2 separate regions of the Mus musculus genome follow, and region 1 is linked to region 2. Evidence: chromatin loops called from intact Hi-C (ENCODE). Cell type or tissue: left cerebral cortex. All regions are shown on one strand. Links, peaks and the distances in the headings refer to the core of each region. The heading gives the core; the rest is flanking DNA. Region 1 has its middle 12 kb from the start of Gm36481. Region 2 holds the start of Gm36535 (a long non-coding RNA gene).

What was found. Peaks named below come from ENCODE experiments on the same cell type or tissue, not always from the same donor. Only the 100,000 strongest peaks of a DNase experiment are listed, where the experiment ranks them.
Region 1: it touches region 2 in a loop (4-fold over the local background); 2 of 42 quality-filtered maps call a loop at or near these places.

Annotation. Positions count from the first base shown.
Region 1 is chr5:111,713,137-111,725,735 of GRCm38, reverse strand. No RefSeq gene overlaps it. Among named protein-coding and RNA genes, the nearest start is that of Gm36481, 12 kb to the right of the region's middle. In left cerebral cortex, for the core only: no CTCF peak of the experiment used is centred there; DNase peaks (open chromatin) are centred at 4,803 and 6,519.
Region 2 is chr5:111,784,542-111,797,140 of GRCm38, reverse strand. It overlaps Gm36535 (a long non-coding RNA gene), which reads right to left and starts at 3,774. Exons shown (of 2, transcript XR_003955955.1): 1 at 3,651-3,774. In left cerebral cortex, for the core only: no CTCF peak of the experiment used is centred there; a DNase peak (open chromatin) is centred at 5,807; H3K27ac peaks cover 773 bases.

The DNA.
Region 1 (12,599 bases), core at 2,254-10,253, 71 kb after region 2:
CTTCAGCTCCCAGAGCCTCCGACTTGCCAAGGCTGCATAGATACAGCCAGACCCTCCACAAGTCCCCTCACCCCACTGCCCAGGTGCTGCCTGGCCAACCTGCTCCTCCTCGGGGCTGCACCCGGGAGCTCACTGCAGACTCTTCATCTTCAAGGAAACAGAAAGCACACTCTTCACCCACTATAACTTCCCAAACAAACTGGATTCCTATAACCATAAAACAAAGCCCAAATGAGCTGGCCCTGGCCCAGGAGGGAAGGCGGGAGGAACCCGGGTGCCGGAGGGGCTGTTAGTTGCCAGGCTGGCTGCACGGATTTCGACACCTCAGCCTTGCAGTCGCTTAATATTCCAATGAGCACCCGAGCAAGGCATTAGGAGCGAAGGAGTGCATGAACGCCCTCAGAGCTGGGGGAATATTACTCACCAGGTCACGGTCGGCTGCATAAAATACAACCCTCATATATCATTATAACTGCCAGCCAGCGACAGTTATAATTGAGACGGCAATAACTAGGAGAGAGTTCTTTAATTTAACATCCAATTATTACAAGTTATCACTTCTTAATAAATGTAATATAACAGACAATCAATGTTGCATGCGACGGCCCAGACTGCAATGGGACGGGAAATTTATATCCTGGGGAAAGAAAAAATATACTGTGTGTAGTGTGCGTGCGTGCGTGCATGCATGCATGTGCGTGCGTGCGTGCATGTGTCTGTGTGAGTGCTTCGGCTTTCTAGTCTGTAGAGCTGTGAGTGTGCCAGCTATCTGGCTATAAATAGCTGGGTTTGCCTAGGCAGCTAGCATCTCCACATTTGCATATGTACAATAGCCCCAGGCCAAGGGAACGGGAAGAATGAGAAAGGGGAAGAGATTTCTTCTCAGGGCTGCAGGCTCCTCAGAGGAGCTGCAAGGGGCAGCAGGGCCCAGCGGGCACAGGGCCCAGGGTGGCAGCTGGGACAATTACTCTGAGCCTTAACCAGGCCGAGCAAGTTTTTTTTTTTTTTTTTTTGGATTTAAATGTTGGGGTTCTTTTTCTGTTGTGTGTTTCTTCTGTTGGCCAGAGAGAAAAGGAGCCCTTTATGAGTGAGCAGCCTGGCACCTCTTTGTATAGTAGAAGCATCGGTGCATCCAGCACCCCCATAAATGAATACAAATGACCGGCACCCTAGGAAGGATCCCATGTCTTGTGGCTAAACTTCCACGGGCTTGTCTTCCACTGGATGGCAAAGCTCTGACTCTTTCCCTTAGACTCCTGTGCCATTGTTGGCCCCCTTGTTATAGAAACATGCTCATTTGTATATCCATCCACATGACTGATTTCACCGGGAATACCTGCCATTCTTGACATCTCCACTCTCCAGTGAGTAGGGTTGCTTTAGTCTGGGGACACTGGACACAGGGTACTGCTGTATGTATTTGGGGACTGTGGGGGCTTCCCCACATTCTTGGTGAATACCAAGAATGAGCCCTGGGGATCACTCAGGGTCCAAACATTTCTGCTTCGGTTCTAACAAATGACTACTTTTGCCAGTTTTCCTATCTATCGGCTGTGTTCCGGTTGCTCTGTTTTCTTTGCCAACATTTGGTGCTGTCAGGTTTATTGGCTTTAGCCACTCCAGGGGGCACACAGTGGGAACCTATGCCAGAGGACACACAGTGGGAACCCATGCCAGAGAACGCACAGTGGGAGCTTGCTGTACTCCATCAGCACTTCCCTGAAAGCTTAGGACATTCCTCACTTTAATTTAATGGCTTTCCCTGTTTGTGTGGCTTCCCTGTTAAAGCGTCTGTTTGTTTAATGGTTTGCGTGTTTTCTATTGGGTCCTCTGTTCTGTTCTCCCTCCCACAACCTTAACCACTCTCCCCTTCCTTTCCCTTCTCTGTTAGGGAAGAGGTGGTTATAAATCTTGATAGAATCTATGGGTTATTTCTTGTTCTATGCAATTCAAAATGGTGATCATCTCAAAGGTGGTCTTGATGATCTCTGTGGAGGAGCAGGAGAGCAAAGGGGATATATTTGGTTCACTGGAACTCACTGCCATGGCCCTGTGTGAGGGGAGCTGCCCATCTCCCTCAGTGTCTACACACCCACCTGTGGTCTGGCTCCTCGATGACCACAGGTGACAGAGCTGAATACAAGAGGTGCCGCTCCCAACCCCAAGGAATACAAATCTCCTAAAGAAAACAGAAGATTCTCAGAGAGCTCGAGATTGAGGCAGACTTCTTAAACAAAATCAAAAGTGCAAGAAGTACATGAATAAGAAACCCAACAACATGCTGGGTTGCTGAAAAGACATTTTGCTTCTTCTTTTTTTGTTTTTTGGTTTTTTGAGACAAGGTTTTCTCTGTGTAGCCCTGGCTGTCCTGGAACTCACTTTGTAGACCAGGCTGGCCTCGAACTCAGAAATCCACCTGCCTCCCGAGGGCTGGGATTAAAGGCATGTGCCACCACGCCCAGCTCAACATTTTGCTTCTTAAAAAGACATTTGTTAAGAGAAACTGACAGGCAGGCAGGTCATTTGATCTGGGTCCCTGGTTCTAAACACTTGTATATGCCCCTTCGTTCAGGACAGGTGACAACACACCAAGATTAACCGTGAAGGAAACCTTTGCAGATATGCCTGGAAGCCCTTCCCCACAAGGGGTTCATGGAAGGAATACAGCATGCTCAAGAAAGCTCTTGCTCCAAGCTGGAGAGGGGCAGGTAGTGTGTGAGGGTCTTGAAAGAGCCACCCCACCCCATGCCTCACCCCATGCTTCCTAGGCTCCATCCTCAGCTCATGGGCTAGCTTGCATCTCTGAAGCATTTCCCCTTTATCTGTAAGCCCTCTGTTTGCAGCTTCATGTCTGGTGCATCTCTTTGTCCTGGGGTCAAGCCTAAGCTTAGGTATGCTCTGAGCTCAGACCCTCTGAGCCTTTCCTATTCTTGATCTGCTTGGGCTCTAGCCTTCGCCTGCTTTCTCTATGGGTTTTCTTGCTATTTCTCCGACAGACACTTAAAGGACATGACTGTCTCCAATCTCCCTGCCAGCCTAGTTCTACAGCTAACCCACCCTGTTTAGACCATTAATAACACTGTCCTCGAACTTCCTTCTGGGACCCATTTTTAAATGCTTTTATTAATGAGTCTTCCAGCCCCAAAGGGAGCCTCAAGGTCCTGGTCAGACCTTATTGTCTCAGCTACTCAGAGAATTTCTCTTTTTAAGATTTATTTTTATTATTTTAAGTGTGTGTGTGTGTGTGTGTGTGTGTGTGTGTGTGTGTGTGTGTGTGCACATGAGAACAAAGCTTTCAGAGGCTTCTCCTAAAACTGGAGCCACTGACTTGGTTCTGAGAACCAAACTCAGGCCACCTGCAAGGGCAGCAAAGGTTCATAACCACTGAGCCATCTTGTCTCTCCAGTCCCAGGGAGTCTCTCTTGACTTCATACTGTAAACTCTGTAAACATGCCTGAGGAGCCCCTGTGCTTCTCAAGGGCACCATGAAACCAGGCTGCCATGTGAATAGGCATGAAGGTTATATAGGTTCACAGAGAACACCAGGAAGGCTTCCTGGAGGACATGATTTCAATCTTCTTCAGAGGACCAATAGCAGAGAGAAGCTTAGGCTTGGAGGAGGGAACAAGGTGGTGGGTTCAACCAATGACATCCTTTTTCAGGACATCCTATAGATATGATGAACTTCTACGAACAACAGACTGGTTGCCGTGGGTTATAGGACCCCTCAGAGTCAACCTTGAAGCCAACCGTCTTTGAATCAGAAAAACAGAAGACCAGAGTGGAAAGGCTCTTGCTTCAGGTTATACAGCTGGTTCACAGCCAAGTGTTCGGACGTACACAGAAGTGTTTTCTGGAGTTGGAGAGGCAGTGGGCAACAGAGCAGAGGCCCCAGGCAAGGAAGGAAGGGAGGAAAATAGGACAGGATGGAACTTAAAGCAAGAGCCATACAGAGGAGGCTGACTGAATTCTGCAAAAGACCCCTGCCCGAGGCCATAGCCAGTAACTGACAACCAGTTTCCACTCCAGCAGCCCGGTGTACTGTCAAGAAACTGTATCTGCCCGAAGGAAGAGTCAGCTCTGAGTTGTCCGCAAGGCAGCATGGGCTGGCAGAGTCTTTGAAAGGATTAGGATTTGGGGCACCAACTACATGAGGAATGAGGAACGCTGTTCCATTCACCCCGTAATCCCTGTGACTAACCCTGTGGTGGGAATCAGGGTTGTCCTCCTACAAAGGCTGCCGGCTGCCAGCCCTCAGGGCCTCCTGTGCAAGAGCCTGAGGGAGTGGTGGTGGGCCTGTTGGAGCTATCTGTGCTCACTTGAGCTTCCTAGCACGCATCTCACCCCCTTCCTTCAGCCCCTCTGCAAACCTCCATGTTGAAGAAGGGAAAGGAAGCAGGGGGATGTGGGGAGGGGGGATGACTTCCCTCTTGCCCATGTGATATCTTAGCTGGACTGCAGACAGCTGGGAGTCACCTTGGCATGGTGTCTCCCCAACCCTGTCTTTCTCTCTCTCTCTCTCTCTCTCTCTCTCTCTCTCTCTCTCTCTCTCTCTCTCTCTCTCTCTCTCTCCATTTGGCTTCCTCAGTGGGTGGGGCCATTTGGCTTCCTCAGTGGGTGGGGACCCCACCCTCATTAACAGAAGGCCTCACGTGGCTCCCACCCACCCCCTGACACACATCCAGGGTGTCAGTTCCCACAGCTTGAGCACCCCTCCTCCTGAAGGGAGGCAAGACGTGAGGGGGCTGGGCTCAGCAGCCGGACTGACAGACTGAAGGGCTTACTGCCAAGAGAGGTGCTATCTTCCCGCTCAGCGTCCTGGATTGAGATCTCCAAACACCATCTCCCAACATTTGCCAGATTTCTTTTTTCTTTACCTCAAAGCAAGTGGGGCTCCAGCGTGCATGGGCTATGTGGCCTGCCTGGGATGCAGCCAGCTGTCACATGGAGTGAGAGTGGTCATACATGTAGGCGTTCGGAAGGAGGATAAAGGGAGGTCAAAGCCCGGGGAAGCTGAATGAAGAGATGATGGATAGACAGGTGGAGGGACAGACGAACAGACATGTGAATGGACAGGTGGGTGGATGGACAGGTGGGCAGATGGGCACACAGAGGGGCAGACAAGAGGACAGATGGACAGACATGTGAATGAATTGGTAGATAGATGAATGGATAGATGCACGGAGAAAAGGTTGGTAGTCTTTCCAACCTTTTGTGGCATTTCCACACATATCATCTCTCCCCAGTACCCTGTCTCACACTGGTTTTAATAATCACCTTTGACTCCTGGATTGTGAAGAGCCTTTGTCTCCTGTCTTCAAGCTCTTGAGCTTCACCAAGTTCAGCATGGTGGATGAGCACAGAGGGCTGGGGAGGCAGCCGCAGACACTGGCACCAGTGGGGAATATGAAAGGATGAAGAGAGAAGGTGACAGAAAAGGAGAGAGAAGGAGAAAGTAGGACCATTGGCCTCTAACAATGCAGTGCCCCACATGACGGGAACAAGCGTGCTTTAGAGGTATCATCATCACCCACACAGTCTTCAGCAAGACCTGAAGGGCTATGATGCTCTCTTCTAGCAGGGGCTGGGCTTGGGGGACAGAGGGGTTTTTTGGTTTTTTATTTGGTTTGGTTTTTTTGGTAGCCATATAGAACTTGGGACTGTTCTGAGTCTTTGGGTCTGACTTGAGAATTATCAACTTGTGCATGGAGGGCAGTGGAGTCTGCAGTATGGTCACATGTTTCAGCTGTGTGATTATCTTATACAATGTGACAGAAGGTGGGTATTAGGATAGATGGTGAAGGGAGGGGAGAGAGAGGGAGGGATGGGAAGAAAGGAGATGGGTGGATGGATGGATGGGTGGATGGATGGATGGATGGATGGGTGGGTGGATGGGAAGAAGGCGGGTGATTGGTGGGTGATTGGGTGTGGGATTGGCCTATCTGTCGATGAGTAGATAACTAGACAACTCAATTCACCTTGCCCATGTGCAGTGTTTGGTGACACAAAGGCTGACTAGTGTCAGATCTGAGGCATTGCGTATCTCTGGCCAGCCTGACAGCAGAGCATATGCTATAGGGGTCTCCACTTTCTCCCACTCAGCTCTGGCCCAGGACACATTCAAGGGTACAGGAGACCTTGAGGGCACTGGGGGCCTTACATGGAATGAGAAATACTAGGATATCTTTTACTGATGACACCAGGACTTTGACACAGAGGCAGGAGCGAGCTCAAATTACATGAAGAAATAATGCAAAACAGAATCTGTGCATGAACTCTGCCCAGGGCTCTGCCTGCCCGTTTATTACCTTTTGAACAGAAATGGAAGAAACAAAGACTTTCAGGGTGTCTCCTGTGACTTCCTAGGACTTCAGTAAATCTGTGTCTTCTGCTCACCGCCCCCCAACCCCCCAGAATCAGCCAGATTTCAGTTACCAGGCAAAGAGAAGCCACCCTGTTCTGACAACTTTGGTCAAAGAGAAAGATGAATTCTGGCTAGGTGGCAGTTGCCATGGCAACAGATTCTCAAAGCATTTTCATCCTGAAGTTGCCCCTGCCGGCCCTGGTGACCTTAGGTGTCCCTCAAAGCAGAGTGTAGTGGGAGGCTCAGTATAGGCAGACCTGTTTCTTCCTCTGAAGGGTCCAGATGTTCATCTGACATGTTCATGAAGCATCTGCTCTGGGCCACAAAGGCCAATGACGTGCCAGGTAACACTTTTCTGGGAGCTTTACCCACAGATACCACCGCAAGGGCCCCAAGTCTCGTGTCAATGTCTGGTATGTTTCAAAAGTGTTCCTAAGTGATGACCACTATCCACGTATTACAGGTGAGGAGACAGGCTCAGAGATACCAGGTAGCTTGCTTAAGGACATACAGCAAAGGTGCAACTTATCTAGAGCTGGAGGTTCCAAACACACGGCTACCTTCCACCTGTAACATGCTCTAGCCCAGGAGTGATGGTGTGAACACTCCATTCCAGAGGACAGGTTTGGTGCCAATCTGCTACAAGCACTGGAGAGAGAAGAGAATAACACTTTTACCACCAGCTGTCCCAGCCAGCTCCCTCCATGGTTGCTATGTGAACAAAGTCTGAGTCTTGACAACTTAGGTACAAACTAGAAGAATGAAGTTCAGAGAGGGCAGGTAACCTGCCTAGAGTCACACAGCGACTTGTCAGTGTCACATGGGTATTAAGTGACAGGGCCTGTGTTAGAAGTGTGACCCTGTTGAATGGACCTTATGTGAGGTGACAAGCATATAGATTGCTTTCCTGAGTTTATTTCTTTCCCACTTGACCCCAGAGGATCGAGATAGGCACCTCTGATGGGGATCTTCAGGAGGCCAGAGTGAAGAAAGCCTGTGGCACAAGTCCATGCTGCATGCAAGGGCCTGTCCCCAGGATGTCACAGAAAAGACAAGAGTTGCTATCTATCTCTTACAGGATCCTAAGGCTTAGTCTATGACTCCAGGAGACACAGAGTCTCTGGGAGACATCTCTCTTGGAACTCTGTGAGCAGTTTTGCCAGCTAGGGACAATCCCCGGTGCCCGAAACCTCACTCACAGGCAGTCGGAAGCCCTCCGAGGAGCCACAGCCTTCCCTCCTTAATGTATTCTCAACTAAATTAAAGTCATACTTCATTTTAAATTAAGGGAATTTTTTAAAAAAATAAAATAAAATATCTGCAACGTTTAAATATCATTAGTAATTACATTTTATTTTATTTCAAGCTGGTTGGAAACATTTTATTTCTAATTAGGTACATTTGTTTTTAATATCCAGTTTACTGAATGGAGAGACTTCCTGCAGACGGTAGAGAAGGGGCCTCACAGCCTATCTCACAGGTCTGCCTGGATCACAGAGTCCCCAGGCCACCCTGAACCTCACTCCTTCTGAACTCCAGCCTTGGGATAATTGCCTTCTCCCTATGGTGCCTCAGAGAAGGGAGCAAATTGCCTAACCAATGACCAAGGCCTCCGGGTCTGTCCACAGTTGCACAAGGCATTCTGGGATTTTTTTTAGCATCTCCTCTGCCTGAGGGTGAGCAGGACACAGCCTGAGCCATGCTTTTGGCTCATACTGACCTGGTATTTGGTCAAAGCTGACTCTCCACATGCAGATCCACCTCGTCCCCATGGGGCCCTCTCTTGACTATCTTCTTGATTCTACAATCCCTGGAAATGTCACACGTTTTCAAGGTGTATTTTGTCAATGCTTCTTGACTTCACCTGGCAAAGACCCCAGAGAAAGGTGTGACCCACACACTCAGGTATGTCAATGGGGCAGTGACTGAGGTGGCTGGACCTCACTGGCATCTGGAAGGCAGCCAGCCATGAGAGCTCTGGACCATCGGACACTGCACTGCTGGGCTGTATTCCTGTTAACAGAACAACAGCAGAGTGGAAAGCCTGGGTAGGTTCTTTGCAGATGTATGTGATATTCTTGATCTAACTTAGCCAAATCTACAGATGGAAGAGCCCAGGCCACAGAGGATCAACGAGGTAGAAGGACAGACATATGGACAAATGGATATATAGATATAGGAGCCCACAAAACACATGTACATAGGATCTACTGTAGGAAAGATATTACATTAACTACTATGTGAGCACACACACACACACACAAAGAGAGAGAGACAGAGAGAGAGAGAGAGACAGAGAGAGAGAGAACATGCTGCCAACAAGCTTCTGAGCATGGCACATCCAACCCAATGGTCTTAGAAACCAAAACACCGCTTCACAGCAACATTACAACTGTGAAATACCAACAAAATAAAGTTATACTTGAGGTTCTTTAGACCATTGGAAATATGTGTTTTTCAATGGTCACAGTCTACAGGCATTTTCTTAAATAGTGGTTGATTGCAGAAGGGCCCAACCCATTGTGGGTAGTACTACCCCTGGGCAGGTAGTTCTGGGGGGTATAAGAAAGTAAACTGAGCAAGATGTAGCCAGCACTCATCCATGGCTTCTGGATCAGCTCCTACCTCCAGGTTCATATCCTGACTTCCCTGAATTATGGACTGACTCTATAAGCTGTAAGATGAGGTTAAACCCTTTCCTTGCCAAATTGCTTTTAGTTATGGTGTTTATCACAGAAATAGAAACCTACTGAATACATTCATCATGAGAGAGAGAGTACCTCAGTACAGCGGACTTCACAGCCTACAGGAGAGAGTGGCCCCAACCCCATGCTGTGTTCTCTCTGCTAACTCAAGTTGGAGGAAATTACCCCAAGTCACAGAGCCAGGGAACCAGTCTCCCCTTGCCCTCTTCTTTCTCTGGTAGATGCTAATAATACAGGAACAGCAGCCCAGCAAGTATATGTTCACATACATATCTGTTGTACATGTATGTATGCATGCATGTGCATTGCTAGTGAGTTAGCTTTAAAAGTGCATTCTTGGATGTCTCTTGCATGTTTGGGGTTTATGTGGACCAACTGGCTTCTGTGTGCTGCATAGCTCTTGCGTCAGGGAGGTCCAGCACTCCACAGATGTGAAGGTGTTTGTCTAACATAGGTCGGGGTTGGAGACTGACCTGGAAAGTTCTGTCAGACTTCAGTTGCTCTCTTTCTCAATTGAAAAGACTGATTGGTCCTGTTTTCCTAGAGAACCATTTGGATAAGAAGCTACTAAAAGCAACTGGTCTGAAGGAGTTTTCTGTGTGTGCTAAGGGGGCCAGGGATGCACAGGGAGAGGGTGAGATGAGCCTAACCTGTGCTTCAACAGACGGCTGACCAGGGCTCTTCGGACCATAAGGTATAACAGAGTAGAATATGTATGCTGAGCGTACATAGTTGCAGGTTGTGCCATATACCTGGCCCTCCATACATGGTTCTGCACCTTTGTGTCCAACAGACTTCAGAACGAAAATGTGTGGGGCAAAACCACATCTGTGCTGATGGCATGGGATCTTCCTTCCTCGTTACTACTCAGTCAGAGTAGGGTAACTGCTTCCACAACGTTTTATGTCGAGTTGATACAAGCTAGAGTCATTTTGGAAGAGGGAACCTTAAATGGGAAAATGACTCTGCTAGACTGATCTGTAGGCAAGCCTGTGGTATATTTTCTTGGTTAATTATTGATGTGAGAGGGCTCAACAGATCCACAGTGAGCAGTGCTTACCTACCTCTGGGCTGGTGGTCCTAGATTCTGTAAGAAAGCAGACTGAGCAAGCCATGAGGAGCAAACCAATAAGCAGCACCCCTCCATGGCCTCTGCATTAGTGTCTGCATCCGGGCTCCTGCCCTCACTACCTTAAATGATGAATTATAAACTGTAAGATGAAATACACCCTTCCTTCCCCAATTTGCTTTGGTCCTGATATTTTGTCACAGCAATAGAAACTCTAAGAGAGCTGGTGTCAGGCATGGCATCCAGAGAGGATGCTAACATGTAGACGGATGATTGAGGGTCCTAGGATAATGCCGCGCCATGCACATAAGAGGCTTATGTGTTGGTGAGTCACTTTGTCCACAGAGTGATGGAACCTGGCCCTTCTGAAAGGACAATTCATGTTTGTGAACCAGGCAGTGTGCAGTGAAGAGAGCTTTCCTAAGATCTTTCTTATTCCCCTTTGAAAGCAATTCTTTGGCCAGATTGTAGGGGGAATAAAGTACATTAAAAAGTAGGAAAAACATCAAATTTACCCAAAACTCATCACCAAAAAATAAACAGGCTTTTATTGAGGTTTTTGTTTTGTTTTGCTTTGTTTTTTTAAGTGGTGTTGGTTAGGATTTTTGAACATCCTTTAGATCAGCAGTCACCAAATATACTAAACTCCAAGGTGTGTGTGTTTTAATTCTAAAAAGATTAAAACTCGCTTTGTAAATTAATTAATATGCAATAATAAAAGAAAAACAGTAAGCACAGGGGTTTAACATTCGTGGAGAGTAAATAGGATAGAATGACCTGCATCTTAATCACCAGGAGCAGGCCCTGGGCTCTATGTTCTTACCTGACCTCCACTTTTATGTGTGTGACACCCATGGCCCATCACCCTACCTGTCCCTCTTCCAAGAGTTAGAGTCAGCACTGGCTCTCAGACTCAGGCAAGAGATAACAAGCTGAGCTCTTCAATGCCAGCTAACAGTTACGATGCAGCAGTTGGCTGTCTTTCTTAACTAAAAACAAAACAAAACAACAACAGAACACTGGACACATTGGATATGTCTGTAAGTTCTAGCACTCAGGAAGCTGAGGCAAGCGGCTCGAGAGTTGTACAGCAACCTGGGTCAGATGAATGATAGATAGATAGATAGATAGATAGATAGATAGATAGATAGATAGATAGATAGATAGATAGATATCCTGTCTCAAAAAGAAGTACGGGAGTTTGTGAGTAAGCCTGAAATGACTAAATAGCTCTTTGGCCTCAGGGAAACCAGACCACTCTCTGCACACCACTTCTCCCATTACTTTCTCAGATATCCCTACCACTGCCATCAAGATCCAGGATTGAATGGTTGTATTTCCTTGTTGCCAATGTGGCTTAGTAGCAGGGGTTTAGGGGTGAAATGGGACTCTTAAGCCCTGCACGGTCTCTGTTGGCCTCCAACAATTATCCTGCAAGTTCCCAAGTTTCAGTGTTGAGAATAGGAAAAAAAACACTGAGATCCAGTAGTGGCTGACTTTAAATGCACAAGTACACAAGCTCCTGTGATTTGAACATGATCTCCTTGACCATGGACCAGTTGCTGCTTGTTTGGGGTTACAACCAGGGAAATCTTGTACTGCTGTGGAGCACACTCATTGAGAGGATATTATTTTTAAAATATTTTCATGCCCACTGCTTCTCACTGGACACATAAAAGCACCTGTGGTGTAGGGAGAAAGAATATTGCACAGGCCTGACCTATGGAATGGCATCGCCCACTGCAAATCCCTTCCCATCTCCGTGGCTATACAGGTAGACCTCAGTGGTCTCTCATCTCTTCACAACATATCTCTGGCACTTACTCATCTCCCACTTTTAGCCACAAAAAATCTAGGGGCCGAGAACATCCATAGAGAAGTCATACATGGCTCCTGCAGGGACAGGCCTGTCTGCCCGAAGGGTGGTCAGGGTCATCACAGGACACTGATATTTCAAACTTCCAAGAAAAAAGAAGACAGATCTTTCAACTTGATGTAGAAGAGCACTTGAATGTAACCCCAAGTTCAAAGCTGCTAAATTACATTTTAAAAAATAAAAACAGAAAAAAAAGAAAAGAAAAACAAAACTAACAGACAAAATCAGAGCACCCTATCAGTGACAGAATCAATTTATACAACCAGTTTTGAAATGAAGATATTTAATATTGAGGTTAGTGAGATGCTTTAGTAGTTAAGAATGTGTTCTGCACTTTTTTTTTATCTATATGTCTGTTGATGTGTTTGTTTCCTCACCAACAACAAACACCTTTATTTCAACTGCTGGGAAAAAAATAAAACTATTATTGCCCTTAAAAAGCAATGTGTATTGTTCTTGCAGAGGACCCATAGCAGGAGCTGTAACTACAGCTCCTGGGGTTCTGATGCCCTCTTCACACCTCCTTGGACACTGCATTTGCATGCACATAATTAAAAAAAAATAAAAGTAAATATTTTTAAAAGC
Region 2 (12,599 bases), core at 2,632-10,631:
GCAACAGGCTACCCAGAGCCTAGTAGCACACCCATCATGGACGCCTGGTGAGTCACCAGCACTTTCACTTCTGTAAGCAGGTCCCCTTAAGGGGAAGGAATGAAAAAGTTAACTTTACAGAGAAAGGCTCAAAGGACATGAGGACTCATTTGAAAAACCACAGATTGAATGGCTAGAGGAGGAGACCAGCTTAGCACGACAAGCAGCTAATGTCCAGGGATGAAAAAGTGTGGCCAGGCAGTCATGGGGGGAGACTGTCAGGGGAAGACACAAGGTGTGTAGGACTCCAGAGCCACCAGAGGTGGGTTGCAGGAGCCCATCGGAGGCTCAGAAGTGATCTTTCCAGCTGACTCCCACAGTCTGGTGTGAGTGGTCCTGTTAACACCACCATTGGAAGAAATGAAGCCACTGAGGCCCAGGGAGGTTGAGGAGACTCGCACCCCTTCCCCTAACAGCCAGAGTTCAGACCTGTATCCAAGTAAGTCAGCTCCATAATCCTGCAGAGGAGATGCCATTGAACATATGGGGGAAGCGAGGTCATATGTGTCCAAAGGGAGCAGGACAAAGGAAGACAGACAGACAGACAGACAGACAGACAGACAGACAGACAGGGCAGAGTTAAGGATGAGGGAGAAATGGGAAGAAGAGCCTACCTCACAGGTGCTGTGGGGTGTGAGCTAGGTGACTGGCTCAGGATAAAGAGAAAAGAGAAGCAGGAGACAGCATGACAGAGGCAGTGACAGGCAGTGGGGCATGCACTTGGGAGGTTGGGGACCACCCATCAGCAGGCTAACTGTGAGAGGCTGAGGAGAACTAGTGAAATTCCAGTGATTCAGAAGAGCTAACTAACCTGGTGCTTGCTACAGAGCTGGGAAAGGAAGGCATGAGAGCAGGGACAGCCAGAGAGAGTCCAGCACATAGCCTCTCTATCCCTCCTCTGTCTCCTCAGGTTCCCCATTGTGGGGTTGGGCTGAACACCTGGATGCAGAGCTCAGCATAGCACTCCTGATAGTGTGGTAGATGCTTGCCCACACCGCCGTCAATGGCAGGTGAAGAAAACATGTATGTATGTGTGTGTGTGTGTGTGTGTGTGTGTGTGTGTGTGTGTGTAGGGCTGAGGTCTGCTCTCCAGCTAAAAGTCATCCAGATGTCACACGACAGTGGGAAAGTTTTGGACCGGTCTTGACAGGCCAAGCAAAGGGTGGAAATTTGAGACCCTGAAGTTCAGCCAAAGTGAAATGCATATATATGCATCCCATACTGCTAGGGTTCCAGTGAGCCCCAGGGATGCTGTAATCTCTCCCTCCCTCTCCCCCTCCCCTCTTTCTCTCTCCAGACACAAAATTATTAAGCTCTTCCTTATGTGTTATCCCCCAAAAAAACTTGTCCTGAAGTCACCTCACCTTCACTGTCCCGTGACACATAATCATCCCGGGAGCCCTGTGTTCCACCTATGCTTCAAGCCAATGACCTCAGCCTGGGTCACCAGACGCTTTGAGTTTGCACCCCTGGTTTTAAAAATCTAGAACAGTCCCTGCCCAATCTGACTGCCCAGCTTGCCCTGAAGATGTTGCCTCTTCCTCCTGAGCCCTGAGAGTTTCGACATGTCACTACTCTTCGTGGCTTTCACGTGGATGCTCGGGGTCCAAATTTCAGACTTCACGCTAGTAATTATCTACTGGGCTGTGTCCTAACACCCATCTATCTGATTTTTTAGACAAAGCCTTGCACTGAACCTGAAGCCCACTGATTTGGCTGAAAATAGAGAAGGAGGGGGAGAAGAGGAGGAGGAGAAAGAAGGAGAGGAGGAGAGAAGAAGGGAGGGAAGAGTGGAGGGGAGGAAAAGGGAGAAGAGAAGGGAGGAAGGGAGGGGAGGAGAGGATGGAGAGGAGAAGGGAGGAGGGGAGGGGGAGGAGAAAGGAGAAGAGGAAGGAAATGAGGTGGAGGTAGTGGGAAAGGAGGAGGAGGGAGAGAAGAGAGGAAAGGAGGAGGTGGTGGTGGTAGAAGAAGAGACAGCCACCTCCACTTTATGGAGAAAGTCTCCAAAGCTTTCTGAGTGGCCTTTTAAAATTAGAGGGAGAACAGCAGAGACCTCTTCAGCATCCAGGAAGAATGCAAGTCCCTGGGAAGATAGCGCCTGGGAAGGGGTGTGCTTGTCACGCATCAAGGGACGAAAACCTTCCAATGCAGAAGCCTAAGCGCAATGACAAAGGGACCTGATGGAGCCACTTAACCACGTAGTCAGGGGTTGGGAATGTGTGTGCGTGTGGAAACTAGGTGCACTAAAGCTGAAGACATGTCTTTGTTTTCAGAAAGGTCATATCCCACAGTGTGAGTTATAAACCTTACTGCGAATGAGGAGAGTCAGTGCAGACACTTCCAAGAAAAGAACTCAAGGCCCAGTGTGGCCACTGGTATCTATCTCTAGGTGAGTCCCCGTACTGGAACTGGGTGACCAAATCTCATCCCTCTGGGTCATACCTCTCTACACTGCCTGTATGTTAGCCAGATCCTCAGGATCCTGGGAGGATCATCTAGTGGGTTGGTGGTCCGGGAGACTAGAGACGGACCAAGGTGTGAACGCTTCAGCCTGGAATAGGGGCTTCAGGGCATCTCACATCTTGAGGAAATAAAGCCAGAGCCACGGATCAGATAAGTGGAGAAGAAAATAGTGTTGTGAAGCAGGGAGATCTGGGTGAGCATTTCCCCTCACTGGTAGACGAGACGGGAAACAACTGGCCAGAGGCCAGCTCCTTCTGATAAATGGTATCTCACAGCCTAGGAGTCCCTGGGGCACTTGGCAATGGAGAGCCATTGGGGGCATTGGGGAGAAACTCCAAAATGGAATAGTGTCCCTGGGATTTAGAGATGTTGGCTAGTGGGGAAACCCTGGCCTTGGGCAGACCCTCAGGGCAACCAATCGAGGAAACCATGAGGTTTTCAGGATGATGATGCTTGTCCATGTGTCTGTCCAGCCTAGGAACAGCAGGGCTGTGCTCAAGGGCAGCATACCCTGGCCATGGAAGCTGTCTGTACCCACAATGCCTGCCTCCAAAGACAGCAAGAAGGAAAGACAGACAGAGAAGCAGATACCTGTGTTTGGACTCAGTACACTCAGGTCCCACCTCTGTGTGATCTTGGAAGTCTCTGCACCTCTTGAAGTCCTTTTTGATCCCTAGACAGTGGATCTGGCAATGGGTGGCCCCGAGAAACTGCCTTGAGCCGGACACAGCAGGTTCCACGCCCTCAGATACAAGGGGGATGGATCCTGTGTGACTGCACTGCCGGTCAAAGTTGCAGCAATTTAACTTGTGTGGGGGCACTCTGTGACCTGCACACAGGGATGAAATCACCTCCTCCCATTTCCCAGGCAGAGTCTGTGGTGATGACATCTAACTGCACAAGCCCTTCGCTATCCATCCTGAAGGTCCAAAGGGTGGAAGAGAAGGGGTTGAAGGGTCTGGAAGATAGCCTTGACAAAGCCTCCGGAACAAGCTAGACATTTCAAAAGACATCAATATGTGTGTCACAGCCAAGGAGATCTTCCAGGCAGGCACAGCCCAACAATGAGCCCCCCATCCCACACCCCTGATCCAAACTCAAAACATGGCGCACACACACAAGCACACACACACACAAATCACACCCACCTGGTACTTAACTCTGAAAACACATTCACTCTGAGTTGCTCAGGAGGCCTCCGTCCAGGCTGGAAGACTGTCTAGGCTACAGCCAGTCCTTAGCTCAATAATCAGTGTCTCATACAGGAAGCCTACATTCAGTCCCAGGAGCACAGATAAGAAAGCAATAGCCACACCCATTCATTTGCATAGTGTTTTGCCTTCCCCTAATCCAACTTCAAAGTTCCTTAATCTAGAGCAGTGGTTCTCAACCAGTGGGTCCTGACCCCTTTGAAGGTCAAATGACCCTTTTGTAGGGATCTCCTAAGATCGTCGGAAAACACAGATAACAGTAGAAAGTTGCAGTTATGAAGTAGCAATAAAAGTAATTTTATGGTTGGAGGTCATTAAAGGATCACAACAGCGTCAGGAAGCTTGAGACACACGGGTCTAGAGTCATAATAAGCACACTCCTGTTCTTTGGTATACACGCTGGGGAACTGGGCACCGGGCACAGGGCTCTGTGAGCCTGCTAGAGCCCGGAGGAACAAGTCGAGCTCTTGCGCATGTGCTGGCGCACGCGCTGTCTCTAGAGAGTCGGTGGGGTACAACAGGAGTCACACGGGGACAAATTTGAAGATAAGTTCAATTTGGCCTCGAAGCCTTTCTTCTCACCCTCTTCTGAAGGAGAATGGGGTGGGTCACGTTGGAAGATGTAAGCTGCATTTTTCTCTTGCTACTCAAATTCACCCAGAAGCATTCAAGGTCATGGTTCTCCCTTTCCACAAGCTTGCACAGTCAGGATTAACACACACACACACACACACACACACACACACACGCATACACACATACAGGAGACTGCCACGAGGCAGAAATGTCCACGCCCCAAGGTCACAAGGTCCCATGAAAGCAAACCTCACCCAGAGCAGGCCTCAGTCCCCAGTCACAGATTAAGACATCAGATGGGAGCAGAATAGCCCAGTCCCGAAATGTAAGATTCTACCACATCTCCTCCACACAAGGTGGCCTCAGGAGGTCTGATACAGGATTAATGAATCAGAAGGAAGCAATTTCAAGGGACTATGCAAAGCTCACTGCCTTAAGACAGAAGGTTTTGTGCTGATACGTCCCCCTTGTAAGAATCAAAAGCCATTTCTCTGAGCACAAGACCTCAAGTGCCCTGCAGTTCGTGGCGTGCAGCCTACCCTGGGCCAGGAAGATCTAGTTCTGGGGGAGTCTGTGCTAAGGAAGGACAGAGAAAGCAAGACTTTCCTTCTCTTCAGGTACTGGGCCTCTGCTTCTCAGGAGAAAGGAGTGATGGAGAGCGGGTTTAGCTACACAGGCTCCTCACTGCCATGGGTCTAATAAAACAAACCCCAGTCAAACGAGGAGCATATTTCACAGAACGGGAGGAAGTCCGTGGGCACTCCTGCCTGGCATGTGACCCTCTGTTTATGCTCGGCCAGAGAGTTCCATACATCACAGAGCAGTTATGCGCTGCTTAAGTGGCCTCTGGGGTGGGAGGGACAGGAAGAAAAATTCAGGCCTGAACCTTATTCCTGTGTCTCCACTGCCTGATTCTTTGGAAAAGCCACTGGGTGTCTACAGGATAGGAACCCCACCCCCTGCCAAGCTTTCTGAAGGCTATGGGCCGTGGTGTGAACCCCACAGCCTCCCACAGCCTCAGTTTCCCTGTCTAAGAGTAAATGGATCCTTTTCAAGATGGAGATGCAGAATTTGGGAGGCCCTGAGTGGTGTCTAGGCGAGTTTGGGGAGAAACTGGCTCAAGAGACTGCCGGATTTCTCCGTTATATCACAGGGGGTCTGCACATTCAGGGGTGTACAGACTGTTTGCACACACATACCCTAAAACTCATGCACACATATGCACATGTGAACGTGCTTACGGGCTCAGCAAGCGGGATGGTGCACATCATCAGACAGACGTCAAACTGGAAGCTCCTACAGGAAGAGACAAAGACTATATATAGCAGTCCTGTTAAAATCCCAGCACCCATCCCACCCCCACGACACCCAACCTCCCTCCCCTCCCCTGCCCGCTTCTCTCCCATAACACTTAGCACCTTCTAGCGTATTCTATAGCGTGTTATTTATAACTACTGTGTTCCATGGGGCTGTGAAATCAGGCTGGAAGGGAAGACCTGGTGCTATATTTCAACAACTGGGGGAGGCGGGGAGGGGTGTGTCTTCCTCTTGACCCATACACTCTCCCAGAAGGAAATCCCAAAATAAATGGGTACTAGCCAAGCTGGAAAAGCCATAGGAAGGTGTTAGAACACTGGGGTAGCTGGCAGAAGGAAGACATGGGTTCCAGGCAAATCTGTGGGCAGCTGCAACACCTCAGCAAATAGCCCCTTCAGCTTGAGTGTGTGTGCATTTAATGAGGCAGGAGAGGAGGATCTATACCAGCCAGGCTGGCTAGAGCAGCCAAGGCAGGGGCTATATATGGTTCTGTCGCCACCCAAGAGAAGCCTATGAATACTCCCATTTCAGAGATGAAGGAACTGAGGCAGGTTTGAGATCAACTCAAACCCAGGCCTGTTCAAGCTAAGTCCGTGTCAGCCCCTGCCGAGACACGTTCAGTCCCCAGCCACCCTTGGCCATACCGATCTGTACGGCTGCTTGCTTGTGTTCAGACTCCTCGGTGTCTGGGTTGGCAGAGGTCCGGGTTCTTCGTCACCTGTGGCTGGAGGGGGAGGAGTCCTGATTTAGGACCCTGTCTGGACAGATAGCTGATGGGAGGCAGCCTCCTGGGATTCTTAGGGGAGAGATAAGCACAGTCTCTCTGGCATTCCTGGCCGGTGAGGCGTAGGGGAGGCGATGGTGAGGAATGTTTGCAGCTTCCTGCTCACCCAAGCCCTTGCAGGAGTGGCCTCCTGAGGACCCCCAGACCAGCAGCAACTCCTTACTCCAGGTTAGCTTAACCTGCCTCACTGCAGACACAGAGGCCTAGAAGCTGGGCTGATCATCACAGATAGCCCTGGGAGAATCCCTCCTCTCCCAGGACTGGGGTGTTGCTAATCAGCCAGATAGACCTTGTCCCTTCCCACGTATGAATGTGAGAATAACCCTCCCTCCGTGGTCCAGAGCCTCTCTCAAACCTTTGGCTGACCTCAGCCCTCTTCTACCTACAGCCTTCCATGGCTTGCTATGGCTTCCGGTTGACTCCAGTTCTTGCTTCCAGGAAGCCTGCCTTCTGCTCAGGTTCCAATTATGGCTGGCACGGGAAAAGAGGGGAGGGTTCTGAAATACCACGGTTATTTCTAATTTATAGATAAGGAAAGTAAAGAGGAGAGAAGGTAAATAAACTTCCAGAGGTCACAGTGCTGGTCAGGGTCAGATCAGGGAAGGTGGGTTCCAAAGTCCCCATTATCGTCATCAACTACAAAGTGTTGAGGGTCAGGCTACTGAGGAGGCTGGGAGCAATACACCCATGCTGGAGACTGATGCCCCCCAGTTTCCTCCACTCCATCCTCCAGCCCTGCACCTCCCTTTGATGTTGAAACCTCCATGACCTAAGCAGGCCTCTGCCACCCTCACAGCCTCAACTTTCCCCTCTGCAAAGGGCCATCTATTTGCAGCCGGCATGTTTGCTGAGGACATAAAAGGGACAATAGCAGGAGCCCACACAGACACATTGTCTGTTTCTAAAACACCAAAAAGAGTGTCTTCCCTCCGCTGATCACAAGCTTCTCTGTACCAGAGTTCTTGATCCTGAATGAAGTGCATGACTCTCTCTCCTCAGAGGTGAGGGGTTCTGGGCTGCTGTGTTTAACCTTAAAAAGTTCCTACTCCCCTTCCTCTGAGTTTTCACTCCCAAGTGCCCAGAGATTTTACACATACACACACACACACAACACTTACATAGAACATGCATGCAGGCACACACAAACATATACACATGCCACACATCACACACACACACACACACACACTATATACCACACATAACACACACATACATACAACACACACAACACACCACATACCACACAACACACACCATACCACACACATGCACACCATACAACACATAAAATATTCATACATATACACATACCACATACACACAAACACCATACACATACACAGAAGCACAGGCATGCATGTACACACAAAAATACACACACACACACCATAATATACATACACATAACATGCACATACATTCAACACACACAACATACAACACATACACAACACAATACATACTATATCAAATACACACACACAGACCACATCACACACGAGTACACACAGCACACACCCCACAGGTCACCACAGGGTACTTGTTCACCAATAATGCTTAGGCCAGCTATTCACACTAAGGCAGGACCTGGAGCTGGCCCTAGGCTCTGCACACTGCCAGCCTAGCCTGTTGTATTGGCCTGGCTCCTCGAACCAGTCTCTTCCTCCTGCCTCTCAATTCAGTGCCTGGAGGGCATGGCTTCCTCTCTGCCAGTTATTTTTGCACAAATAAGATTTGTGTTCTCAGGCCCCATCCTAAGGAAGGGAGTTATGTGTGCAGCCCATTAGTGGCAGCTTCACAGCAGCAAAGTGAAGAAGGACCAGCAAGACTCCTAGAAAGGAGTACATCTCATCTTGGAGAGGGACAGGGAGTAAGAGGGAGAACAGGAAGAGAAGAAACAAGAGGAAGGGAGAAGGGAAAGGAGAGAGGACAGGAGGAGAGGGAGAAGAGAAAGATGAGAAGGAAGAAGAAGGGAGGAGGGAGAGGAGGAAGGACAGGAAGGAGAGGGAGAAGAAGAGGAGAAGGAAGAAGAAGAGGAGGGGAGGAGAGAGATGAGGGAGGGTAAGGAAGGAGAGGAAGAAGAGGAGAAGGAAAAGGAAGAGAAGAAAGAAGAGGAGAAGGAAGAGGAAGAGGAAGGGAAGAGGGAGAACAAAGAGAAGAGGGAGGAGGGGAAGAGGGGGAAGGAGAGGGGATACATTTGTGTGGCTATTGGGACTCAAGGACCTAGGTGGGAGGCAGGACTTTGCACCACAGCTGGTGCACAGGGGACATGGTATATATGACTAAGGAACAGAGATGAGTCAGGAGGCAGAGAAGGCCCTTGGGGCCAATGTGCACAGCTGAAAAGCCACACAGAGGTCCCTTCTCTGGCAAATCCACTCAGTGTCTTCTATGCCCCTGCTGTACAGCCTCTTCAGGCAAAGACAATGAGACTGTTCCCTAGGACTCTGAGCTCTTCTGGTTGCCACTTCACACTATCACACAGCCGTGTCATGCCAGAGCCTCAGATTCTCCCTTCTAAAAGGCAGGAACGTGTGGCCAGTCAGAATGCTCAGAGTAACTGTGTGCTTCTTTAAGGGGATCAGCGAGCCACTCCCAGGAACCAAGTGGTCTGAGATCCAGAAGATGACAACCCAAGGAACTAACCAAGTTCACATTGAAGATCCAAAACCGTGGTTCCAGATTAAAGACAATGAAAGAAGAAATGCATTTCAGGTTTTCAGTGGCTTGCATGGCCCTTGGCTGGGAAGCATGAGGATCTGGTCTAGACCTCTACAAAGCACAGCAACTTGCCTAGAGTTCATAGGGTGGGTAGTGGGAGAGCTCTACTGGAGATGTACCCCATGAGGGTGTGGTGCACGGTAGGGTGTGGTTCACAAGGAGCTGTGGTCCACGAGAGACCGTGGTCCACAGGGAGATGATGTTCACAAGGGATGTATATCCAAAGAAGAATGTGATCCACTGTGTAAGCATGCCTTTTTTCCAACCTACTCTAACCTCTCCTCCAGCCCACCACCCACCAGAGATAGTGGAAGAGAAAAGTTATCAGGACATGGGAGAAGTAGGCCTTTTTGAAAATAGTTCTTAGCGGGCAAGTCCAATCTTTGTTGTCAGGATAGCAGCAGTTCAGCTTCCATGGCAAACACCAAATAGGATTCCACAGCTGCAGTCCAGTCCACTTGGCAGTCACCACATATGAAGCAGCAAGGGCAGGTTAACCTAGAAGACGCCACATGGCTCACCAACCTGCCCAAGGCCATGGAAGTGGCAAGAAGCCACACGGCCCTCACCAGAAGTTCTTTGGTGAGTGTCTCTCTCACAAGCAGAGCTCAGCAACACAATGTAAGGCAAACCAGTACATGCCAGTCGTTAGAGAAGAGTAGGGAGGCAGAGCAAAGCAAGCCAATGCTCAGTGCCGGTCTCCCACTGTCTGTGGGGTCATAGTTATATGCCTTCATCACACATTCTTTCACATGTCTGCTATAACAAACCATCCTTTCACCTGTATCTGCTTTAGCAACACATCCTTTCACCTGTGTGCCCGAAAAATCATCCTTTAACACAACTGACTTTCCAAAGAAACCAGACGTTTCCACTTTACTACACAGAGATGGGGTTCACAGAATGATGTGGTCCACAAAGCAATGCACTTCACAGGGCATGTGTGCCAAAGGGAGATGTGGGCCACAAAGAGGAAGGTCCACAGGGGGTTGTGGTCCATAGGGAGATGTGGTCCACAGGAGGATGTGGTCTGTAGACACATCCATCCACCCCCTATCCATCCACCCACCTACCTGTCCATTCATCCATCCATTCATCCATCTGTCCATCCATTCATTCACCTACCACCCGCCTGTCCTTCCATCCATCCATCCATCCATCCATCCATCCATCCATCCATCATCCAACCATACATCCACCTACCCACCCACCTGTCCATCCCTCCATCCAGCCTTCTACCCTTCCATCCACCCACCCACCTGTCCATCCATCCATCCACCCACCTACCTACCTACCCATCCATCCATCCACCCACCTACCTACCTACCCATCCATCCACCTACCCACCTGTCCATCCATCTGTCCACCCACCTACCCATCCATTCACCTACCCATCCATTCACCTACCCATCCATCCATCCATCCATCCATCCCTCTACATATCCATCCACCTACCCACCCACCTGTCCATCCCTCCATCCAGCCTTCTACCCATCCATCCACCCACCCACCTGTCCATCCATCCATCCACCCACCTACCTACCTACCCATCCATCCATCCACCCACCTACCTACCTACCCATCCATCCATCCACCCACCTACCTACCTACCCATCCATCCACCTACCCACCTGTCCATCCATCTGTCCACCCACCTACCCATCCATTCACCTACCCATCCATTCACCTACCCATCCATCCATCCATCCCTCTACATATCCATCCACCTACCCACCCACCTGTCCATCCATCCATCCATCCATCCATCCATCCATCCATCCATCTATCCAATATATTCAGGTATCCACATAGTCCACCACTCAAGCCATTCTTTCTAATTTCATGTGAGGAAACAACACATCTCTTCCCCTTGACGATGCTGGGTCTCTTCCACATCCCATCTAGTTTGCATCTTGTGGAGCACTCCCTCTGTGCCAGGGATCACTCTGGGCTATGGAGAAGCAGGGGGTGCCAGGTATAGCAAGGAATACATGCTGAGGATGATGTCATCAAAGTTTGGGGGAAACACATTATCAGGAGGAGAGGAATGGCAAGGAGAGACAAGTTACTTGATGCTTTAGCATGAGGGTTGTCTCTTAAAGGGTAGCACATGAGCAAAATGGATGATGACAGCAGAGACTTGGGCTTGTCAGTCTTTCAGCAAGTAGTTTCAGAAAAGCCTCACCACACTGTTTAGCACATGATTGGATAGAGGGGGAGTGGATGGGTAGATGGGTGGATGGATGGATGGATGGATGGATGGATGGATAAGTGGGTGGGAAATAGATGGGTGGGTTGATGGATGAATGGATGGACTTATAAATAAGTGGGCAGGCAGGATGGATGGATGGATGGATGGACTGATAAATATGTAACCATTTGTAATGGGATCTGATGCCCTCTTCTGGTGTGTCTGAAGACAATTATGGTGTACTCATATACATATGTACTCATAGTCTGGGTACTAACCATATCTCTCCTAGCTGTGGAGTCCTGTACCTGGTGCTTCAGCTTCCTGGGCCACCGGGTCTTCAGTAGTTATGTGGACATGGTTGTGAACTGGCCACACACTCTCCTTGTGAAAGCTCTTGGTCATATGCATAAAATAAATAAATAAATAAATAAATAATTCCTTTTAACAAGAATTTAAAAATATGTGGGTGGGTGGATAGATGGATGGGTAAGTGGGTGGGTAAATATAGAAGTGGATAGATGGATGGATGGACAGACAGATTGTGTGTGTGTGTGCGTGTGTGTATGTGTGTGTGTGTGTGCATAGATGGGTAAATAGATGGGTAAATGGATAGTTGGAAGGGTGGATACGTTGGTAGATGGGTCAGTATACAGACAGGTGAGTGGATAAGTGGAGGAATGTATAGATAAAGGTATATATTGGTGGATAGAAGATTTCAGGCCAAGACCAGTGGAAAATTATGCTTTGACAGCTTTTGTTGCTGCTGACAGTTTTAACCAGCAACTTAGGGAAGGCCAGGTGTGCTTCGGGTCAGGGTTTTGGAGGGCCCTGTCCTCAGCTTATCGTTTCCATGTTTGGCCTTGTGACAAAGCTGTCCCTCACAGTAGCAAGAACAGGCCATTATCCCTACAGCATCCAGGAGCAGATTGGAAGCCCAAAGCCTGCACTAAAGATTTCTCCCTTTCCCTCTTTATGGCTCCAGCCTGCTGCCCACGTTCTCAGGATCATAGGATATCCCTCCCAGGTCACCTCTTAGGAGATGCTTTACATACACACCCTGAGGTGTGCTTTGTAGTTCCTGAGGTACCTCAGTGGCCGACTCAACAAGACCGCCCGTCTCCAGCTCTATCTGGCAGTGGGTTTTATTGGGGAATTCATTGGCACGTGTCTATAGCCGTGCTTGGTAGGGAAGACATTCTGAAGCTGTTGAGTGATCTCACTAAAGTGCTTATGAGACTAGAGAGTAGGTAGAGTAGGGGGATTGCAGGGGTCAGAGCAGGGCTCTGTAATT